Regions from separate parts of the Homo sapiens genome. Here region 1 is linked to region 2. A link is an interaction called in ENCODE POLR2A ChIA-PET data of the cell type or tissue named here. Cell type or tissue: OCI-LY7. All regions are shown on one strand. Links, peaks and the distances in the headings refer to the core of each region. The heading gives the core; the rest is flanking DNA.

Evidence for each region. Peaks named below come from ENCODE experiments on the same cell type or tissue, not always from the same donor. Only the 100,000 strongest peaks of a DNase experiment are listed, where the experiment ranks them.
Region 1: POLR2A ChIA-PET joins it to region 2 with 5 read pairs; 2 of 35 experiments call an interaction of 5 or more read pairs at or near these places.

The regions. Positions count from the first base shown.
Region 1 is chr1:38,136,487-38,140,868 of GRCh38, forward strand. All of the region lies in intron 1 of LINC02786 (long intergenic non-protein coding RNA 2786), which reads right to left. Among named protein-coding and RNA genes, the nearest start is that of LINC02786, 2.9 kb to the right of the region's middle. RefSeq lists an enhancer at 3,631-4,382. In OCI-LY7, for the core only: no CTCF peak of the experiment used is centred there; no DNase peak of the experiment used is centred there.
Region 2 is chr1:37,924,259-37,928,640 of GRCh38, forward strand. All of the region lies in intron 7 of INPP5B (inositol polyphosphate-5-phosphatase B), which reads right to left. Among named protein-coding and RNA genes, the nearest start is that of INPP5B, 21 kb to the right of the region's middle. RefSeq lists an enhancer at 1,905-2,144. In OCI-LY7, for the core only: no CTCF peak of the experiment used is centred there; DNase peaks (open chromatin) are centred at 1,263, 1,913, 2,483 and 3,153; H3K4me3 peaks cover 2,133 bases; H3K27ac peaks cover 3,989 bases.

The DNA.
Region 1 (4,382 bases), core at 83-4,082, 210 kb after region 2:
TCCTTGGCCCTCACCCCATGTCCCCAGGTCCCCGGGGAGAGGAGACAGACAGGATGACCTCTCAGACTTGGCAGTTATTTCTGATGAGCAGCCTGACCAGATGGCTTTCTCTCTGGTTTTTAGAATTGTTCCTTTCAAGGTGGAAGAGGGCATGGACCTAGTGTTGCCCCAGTGGGCTAGGGTTGGGCTGGAGGGTGGTGATATTGGAATAAGAAGGGAGAGTGAAGGAGAGGCACCTGGGGAGCTGGGCTGGTGGCTGGTTGGCTGCTAAGGGAGCTGTCCTGTTCTTTGCCTATAAAGACAGGAACAGCAAGGGTAAGAAGTCTTCAGAGGGAAAGCTGGGGAGGAGCCTTTCCCGTCTTTCCTTGACTTTCTGTCTCTGACAATGTTACTGCCACTGCCTGGACCCCTGGGCCAGATGGTCCCTCCTTCCTGAAAGAGCTGCTTCCAATATCCCTTTCAAAAGATACCCTCCTCCTGCCAGCCAGCAAACCTTTAGGACACCTGAGTGGTTTCCCAAATATGCCTTGTACATTCCCACCTCCAGGCCTTTGTGTTTGCCATTTTCCCTGCCAGGCAGGCCCTCTCTTCCTTCTTTTTCTGGTAAGCTCCTTCCTACCTGTCCTTCCAGGCTCAGCAGAAATGTCTCCTTTTTTGAGGAGCTTTACCCGACCAGGCTGAGGTCACCGGTGGCTCCTGGGGAACTCATGCAATTCAGCCCTTAACATACTATGTTGTGGGGATCTGTCCATCTGCCCTTTGGGTGAGAGCTTCCCCTCTAGGGTTGGGACTGAGTCTGACTCAGCTTTACGTGCCCAGGGCCCAGCACTGAGTCTGTTGGGATGAACAGGATAGAAGTTTTATCACCAAGTTTCAACACTGCTCTCTGTCTGTACCTGCCTACCTGTGTACCTGTCTACCTGTGAACCTGTGTACCTGAGTGGGAGAGTGTGCCCTGGTTTCCATGCATCAGTCTTTGCAGGAATGTCTTTCTGCCCACTCTTCCCTTCTCCACCCTCCAAACCAGATAGGATGCTCCTTGAGGGCAGGGCGAGCTCTGCTTCATCTCTAAAAGCACAAATGCAAAGTGGGAGCTGGTAAAGATGTGTGGAACTGGGTCTGGATTTTGCTAAAAGGGACCTGTTCAGGCGGGAGCCCTCTAGGCAGGGTTGCTGTTGTGGCTTCCCATGAAGGGCCTGAGCAAGTCCCTGTGCAGGGTCCAAATGCTCACTCTTCATGGGGTGGGAGGGTCCTTTCCATTCAAGCATGGAGAAGCTGCAGCCCCAGAATCTGCAGGCTCAGCCTCAGGGGCTGGCTGTCCACGTTGGGTCTTCACATTCCCATTAGCCAGTTGTGGGGCTAGCCCTGGGGCTCTTCTCCCGGGGCTGCCAAATACGATGGCTCTCCAGAACAAAGGGCAGCGTTGTTTCTGCTGCTGCCTCCATAGCCTCCCTTGGGAGGCCGGGAGCCAGGACTCAGACAAAGTGTGGGTTTCCTCTCAGGTGGACAGCACGCCTGCCCTCCCGCCTATGCAGAGGCCACAGAGATATTGCCCACCAGATTCAGGGCTCTCATAACTCTTTCAAGACAATCACTTTATTTATATGACTTTGTTTAAAAAACCCACAGACGATCCACCACGGGGACATCTCCGACTGGCTCAGCTTGGTTCTCTCCTATCCTCTGAGTCCATAACTCTTAGTCTTTTGATTCTCCCAGTCCACACACTATAAAAATCTTATTTCTATAAGGTCTTTTATGGTTACCAAGATAGTCAATAGTGTCATTTTCATTCATATCATTCTGCAGGGAAGTTAGAGGAAACGAACCAGACAGAGGAGAGCTATAAATAAGGTTCAGCTACACAAGGCCCCAAGCAGATCCCACTGTGTTCTTTTAAAACTACTCATGCACAGAATACACACACACGACATATACCTATGCACATGTATGCCCAGTCATGCTAGAGACAGGTGCACACGAACTCACCCATGCACACAGGATGCTTTGTCCACATGCTGCTTGCATACACACACGCATGTATGTGCTTGCACAATTTAGCAGTTTTAGAAAAAAGCCCTTTATGGGATTTGCCTGTCTTTGGAGGGCCAAGAGCAGGCAGCAGTACTTGCTGTGGTGAGATGGGGGTACTGAAGCAGGCCAGCTCAGAGAACGCATTCCAAAGCCATGAACTGCAAGGCTGGGCACCTGGCCATCCATGAGCTCATGTGTGGGGAGCTTTGGAATTCCCGCCAACACAGGAGCTTAGCTCCGGCCTGAGTGGCAGAGGCAGCCACCCAGCCAGCACTGGGAATGCCGGGCCACTCTCAGAGCTTCCTCTGACTGTCTCTTGGTGTCATCTGAGGGCCAAACCCCTCATTCTTTGGAGGAGAGCCAGCTAGCTTCACCATTCTGGTTTGTGCCTTGCTGCCACACCTGATTGTCCACAGCCCTGCTGCCCACAGCTTTGCCTTCAGGGCAGGACCCCAGAGGAGGAGCATAAGTTGTGGCCCTAGAACAGAAAGCAGGAAGCCTTGGGCACTGAGGCCCAAGAGAGGCAGAGAGAGAGCTGGCAGGGGAGGGGAGGGTAAGAAGTCTTCCGAGGGAAAGCTGGGGAGGAGCCTTCCCCATCTTTCCCTGACTTTCTGTCTCTGACAATGTTATTGCCACTGCCTGGACCCCTGGGAGCAGGTAGGGGAAGGGAGGGGCTGCATGGCTAGTGCCAGAGAACTGTACTCTCCTTAGAGAATTCCAGGCTCATTGGCCTGGGGTGCAGAGGAAGGAATGGCCGCTAGAGTCAAGAGGTCTGGGTTCTAGCACTGACTAGCTGCACACTGCAGCCTTTTGCGATGCTGGGCAGACACCCTCCCCTCTCAGGGCCGCTATACCCCAGTGAACCGTAAGGAGGGATGCGCTCTCAGGTTCCTCCTAGTTTGGGAACTGCAGGTGGATTAGGCACACTTCAGGGTTCCAGGGCAGGTGTGTCTCCTTAGCTTCCCCATCTGCAAAATGGGGCTGATGATTTTTTACTGTTGGCGACATCCCAGGGACACTGTGAGGGAAACTGGGCGAAAGTCCAGGTGTACGGATGAGCTTATTTGGGAACTGGTGGCTTTGGAACTCATAACGAATGCAACCCATCAGGGTGCCCAAGACCTTGCAAAGGATCCCCTCCTACCCCCAGCTTCTTTCTTCCTCCTTACTACCCAGCACCCCCTGTACTCCCCCAGCACTGGAGAGCTGAGAATGCAGCCCAGGGCTCTGAGCTCGAGGCCTTGGAATTCCTCTATTCCCCTACTGCCTTCTTCAAGGGAACTATTAATTGTAATTTAAGCCTCCCAAGTTAAAAGCAGCGTGCAGATTTAAGGATTCTTTCATCCCAATTACACATCGTTTCTGGCTGCACTTTAGTGCCAGGCTTTTATCTGTTGTTCTGGGGAATCACTTATTGGCCAGAGCAGCGGGCTCCACGCAGATTGCTCCCTGATTATGTTTAATGGCAAATGGAGAGTTAACTCTCCTCCCTCCCCGGAGCTGTGTCGGCACTTTTCCCAGCCCAGCCGAGAGCAGCCCAGGGGAACAGGAGGGCATGGAATGGGGGAGCTGCAGGGACCTCCATGTCCTGGGACTGTTTGTGCAGGGCTCCGAGGGGACCCATGTGGCTCAGGGTGGCTAAGGGGGCAATGCTGCCCCCACCCGCTGGATGACCCAAGTGCTGTGTTTCAAATGCTGATAGCAGCCCTTTGTTTATTCTACACATTCCACTACCATGGGAGGCTACTGTGCATTCATGCCTTGGGCTGGCCTGTTTCCTCACCCACACTGGAGTGTGCCCGGCAGTTAGGGCCACTGCATCAGTCTTATACACACTTGCACACTCCGGGTGAGCCCAGCTCCTGAACCTGCACTGCCACACGCACACTCACACACACTCACACTCACAATCAACATCTCCATGTGCACGATCACACTCGACTTGCATAGACTCCCTACTCTCACCTGCGAGCACGCTCTCAGCTCAGTCCCAAACATGCACAGGGCTGGACCCTTCTCCACCATCAAATGGAGACTTTTCTGTCTGTCTTTTTGTCTTTTGCTCACAGAATTAGGCTGCCAGAGGAGCTTGGAGTGGATCTTGGAATGTCAGGTGATGAGATCATAGACTCAGACCCCTGTGCCATTGAGCCCCCAGGGTCACTCACTTCCACTGGGTTCCTGAGCCCCAGTAGGATTGTACCTTGTCACAGAGTTTGGGCTGGCTCAGTCCTTTGGATGCTACTCTGTGAATCTCAAACTTGACGCTCCAAAGCAGAGCTCCTGGTCTCCCCCAAACCTGCTTCTCCTGCAGTCCTCCCCCGTCTCAGCTCTTGGCAAGTCCTTGC
Region 2 (4,382 bases), core at 122-4,121:
CTGGGGTTCAAGCGATTCTCGTACCTCAGCCTCTTGACTAGCTGGGACTACAGGCATGTGCCACCCTGCCGGGCTAATTTTTGTATTTTTAGTAGAAACAGGGTTTCGCCATGTTGACCAGGCTGATCTCAAACTCCTGGCCTCAAGTGACCCGCCCACCTCAGCCTCCCAAAGTGCTGGGATTACAGGCATGAGCCACCGCTGCTGGCCAGCATTTCCCATTTCTAATTGTATTTCCCAAATGAAAGCACGTCTAAATAATTAGCATTGCTTAAGTCCTGTGTGACTTTCCAGGAGGCAAACATTCACTCCCATTTTAAAGACATAAGAGGAAAGTTGAGACACACGTTTAATATCGTACAAAGAGGTCAAGCGCGGTGGCTCATGCCTGTAATCCCAGCACTTTGGGAGGCAGAGGCGGGAAGATCACTTGAGGTCAGGAGTTTGAGACCGGCCTGGGCAACACAGGGAGATCTCGTCTCTAAAAACAAAAAGAGGCTGCGCATGGTGGCTCACACCTGTAATGCCAGCACTTTGGGAGGCCAAGGCAGGCTGAATCACTTGAGGTCAGGAGTTCAAGACCAGCCTGGCCAACATGGTGAAACCCTGTCTCTACTAAAAATATAAAAATTAGTCCAGGCATGATGGCTCACGCCTATAATCCCAGCACTTTGGGAGGCCAAGGTGGGCAGATCACCTGAAATCAGGAGTTCAAGATCAGCCTGGCCAACATGTTGAAACCCCGTCTTTACTGAAAATACAAAGAGTAGCCAGACATGTTAGCACATGCCTGTAATCTCAGCTACTTGGGAGGCTGAGGCAGGAGAACTGCTTAAACCCAGGAGGTGGAGGCTGCAGTGAGCAGAGATCACACCACTGCACTCCAGCCTGGGTGACAGAGTGAGACTCCGTCTCAAAAAAATAAAATAAAATAAAAATAAAAATAAATAAAAACAAAAAGAGAAAGTAATAGTGCACCAAGGAACCATGAAGAAAAGAAAAAGAAAAATGTCCAGGCCTCTTGACATCCACTTTGTTTAAATTCTCATCATTGGCATTCCAAGAAAGAAAGTCTCTTCTCATTCATATTTGCTAGCTTCAGTTCATGTATGGATCACCAATAACAAAACTGTTAGAGCGTAATTTATTTTATATATTTATCTATTTAAATTTAGAGATATCACTATGTTGCCCAGGCTGGTCTGGAACTCCTCAAGCAAGACTCCTGCCTCAGCCTCCGAGTAGCTGGGACTACAGGTGCGCACCACTGTGCCGGGCTAACAGTATATTTTAAGTAGCAAAGAAAAACATGCAAGTCAGCTAGCATCTATCCTCCAACAGTACAGTATCTTTCCTCTAATAAATATATTGATGCCTCCCTCTTCCTGAACTGTCCCTCCCTGAGGATTTTTCTGTTCAAAGCTCCACTTCTAACTGAGTGTTTGTGGGTCACCTCACTTGCTCTCAACAATAACTGCAGAATTCCAAAACAAACTGTTTTCAGAAGAAAAAAAGAATCTTTAGGGGGTTCTCTTGTACTAGAAACATAAAACTGGATTAAATGGCCCAAAGAAGGAAAATGGAGAGGGGAACAACAAAAGGAAGAAGAAAAACGAATACAGTTCTCTTTTGTTTAAGGAAACAAAGTGACTTAAAATAAGTTACTTAGGAGCCTGCAGAGCTTCCCACAACGGTGGAAATGATGGGCAATATTTGTTCTCTAAGATAAACAAAAGCAAATTTATTTTCTCCATGCTAAAAGGATATGTTGGTCACACAAGTTTTACCTATTAGTACTGACAAAACAAGATGAAAGAGAGAGTGAGAGAGAAAACCACCCCGGGGGCTATTTTGCTAACATGCTCTCTGGCTTCTACTCTGGTAAACTAGGTTACCCTTTATGTTACCCTGAGATATAAATAGCATTCATTTCCTTTCACTGGCATGACAGACTTTAATACTTTGTTTCCTGGGTCCAGAAGAAAAAATACTTAAACACATCCCCTTGTAAATTTGAGTTACTACAAAGCTGGTTCATTTCTTTTTTTTTTTGAGACGGAGTCTCACTGTCGTCAGGCTGGCATGCAGTGGCGTGATCTCAGCCCACTGCAACCTCCGCCTCCCAGGTTCAAGTGATTGCTTCAGCCTCTCAAGTAGCTGGGATACAGGCGCACGCCACCACGCCCAGCTAATTTTTTATATTTTAGTAGAGATGGGGTTTCACCACGTTGGCCAGGATGGTCTTGAACTCCTGACCTTGTGATCCGCCCACCTCGGCCTCTGAAAGTGCTGGGATTACAGGCTTGAGCCACCACACCCGGCGAAGCTGGCTCATTTCTAATCAACTTTGGATTAAAAAAAAACAAAATGTATTTGCTATTACTGCTTTGTTAAAATAGCCCAGAATGGCCCCTGTGGGACTTCTGAGTAGCCATTTCCTTTTTAGTGCATAGTTCAAAACCCTCCAGAACACAGCTCCAGGTTTTGCATGTACCCAGGATGCAATGCAGGTGAACATTTTACAGACTGACTTGGATAAGTACTGGGCCCTGTACAGGATCCTCAATGGGGTTTTCTGAATAAGAGCAACTTCAGTTGCTAGATGGAAATAATGAGGTATTTCTCCCAAATCAGACTTCACTCTTTTTAAGGAAAGAAAAAGCTGCAAAAGGAAGTTAACAGCATCCCTGGTCATCTAGTGGTTAGGAAGAAAAAAAAAGAAAAGAAAAAAGATGTTAAGAACAGTGAGGCCAGGCGCGGTGGCTCACGCCTGTAATCTCAGCACTTTGGGAGGCCCAGGCGGGCAGATCACAAGGTCAGGAGATGGAGACCATCCTGGCCAACAAGGTGAAACACCATCCCTACTAAAAATACAAAAATTAGCTGGGTGTGGTGGCGTGCAGGTGCATGTATGTAGTCCCAGCTACTAGAGAGGCTAAGGCAGGAGAATTACTTGAACCCGGGAGGTGGAAGTTGCAGTGAGCCAAGATCGTGCCACTGCACTCCTAGCCTGGTGACACAGCAAGACTCCGTCTCAAAAAAAAAAAGGAGCAGTTAAATAAGTGCAGGAGCAGAAAGACTCCTACCAATCTACCGATTCAACTACCAATCTAAAGTCAGTGCAAGCTGGGCTTGGCAAGAGAATCACGTGAACAAGCTGCCACTCAACCAAAAGCATTACCTGACTTCAACACCACAAGTTACCTCCTAGACACTGGTCTGAACCTGAAGACGTGGATTCCAGTCTGAAACTAGCTCCATTTCATTTTTCTTTTTCTTTCTTTTTTTTTTTTTTTGAGACAGAGTCTCGCTCTGTCACCAAGGCTGGAGTCCAGTGGCGCAATCTCAGCTCACTGCAAGCTCTGCCTCCCAAGTTCACGCCATTCTCCTGCCTCAGCCTCCCGAGTAGCTGGGACTACAGGCGCCCACCACCATGCCCGGCTAATTTTTTTGTATTTTTAGTAGAGACGGGGTTTCACCATGTTAGCCAGGATGGTCTCAATCTCCTGACCTCGTGATCCGCCCTCCTTGGCCTCCCAAAGTGCAGGGATTACAGGCGTGAGCCACTGCGCCCGGCCTCATTTTTCTACTATAATCTCTACCAAGCTCAGCCTAACACTCCTGAATTCAGCAGAGACAAATCAAAGAAAAGAAAGGACATTTTGAAAGAATCATCAAAGATCATTCCTATCTCTATTAATGCAAAGGCAAAGAATGAAGACCAGATTCACCTATCCCCCAAAATGCCTGGGCCTCAAAGGTGCTCTATGCCCTTGGCTCACGCTACAAGGAACACTGTCCTGCTGGGCCAACCCTATACTCTCTTACCTCTATCTACGTATTATCAGACCCCTCTCAGTCAGACTGCCAGCTCCTGAGGGGTGCCTTTGTTTCTCCTGCCGTGAATCAAAAACAGCTTTTTTTTTTCTGAGGGGACAGAGTCTTGCTCTTGTCACCCAGACTGGAGTGCAATGCCGCGATCTCAGCTCACTGCAATCGCCACCTCCCGGGTTCAACTGATTCTCCTGCCTCAGCCTCCCAAGTAGCAGGGATTACAGGTGCCTGCCACCATGCTCAGCTAAGTTCTGTTTTTTTGGGGTTTTTTTGTTTTGTTTTGTTTTGTTTTGAGATGGAGTCTCGCCCAGGCTGGAGTGCAGTGGCGCGATCTCGGCTAACTGCAACCTCTGCCTCCCAGGTTCAAGCGGTTCTCCTGCCTCAGACTCCCGAGTAGCTGGGACTATAAGCGCACACTACCATGCCCAGTTAATTTTTTTTGTATTTTTAGTAGAGATGGGGTTTCACCGTGTTAGCCAGGATGGTCTTGATCTCCTGACCTTGTGATCCGCCTGCCTCAGCCTCCCAAAGTGCTGGGATTACAGGCA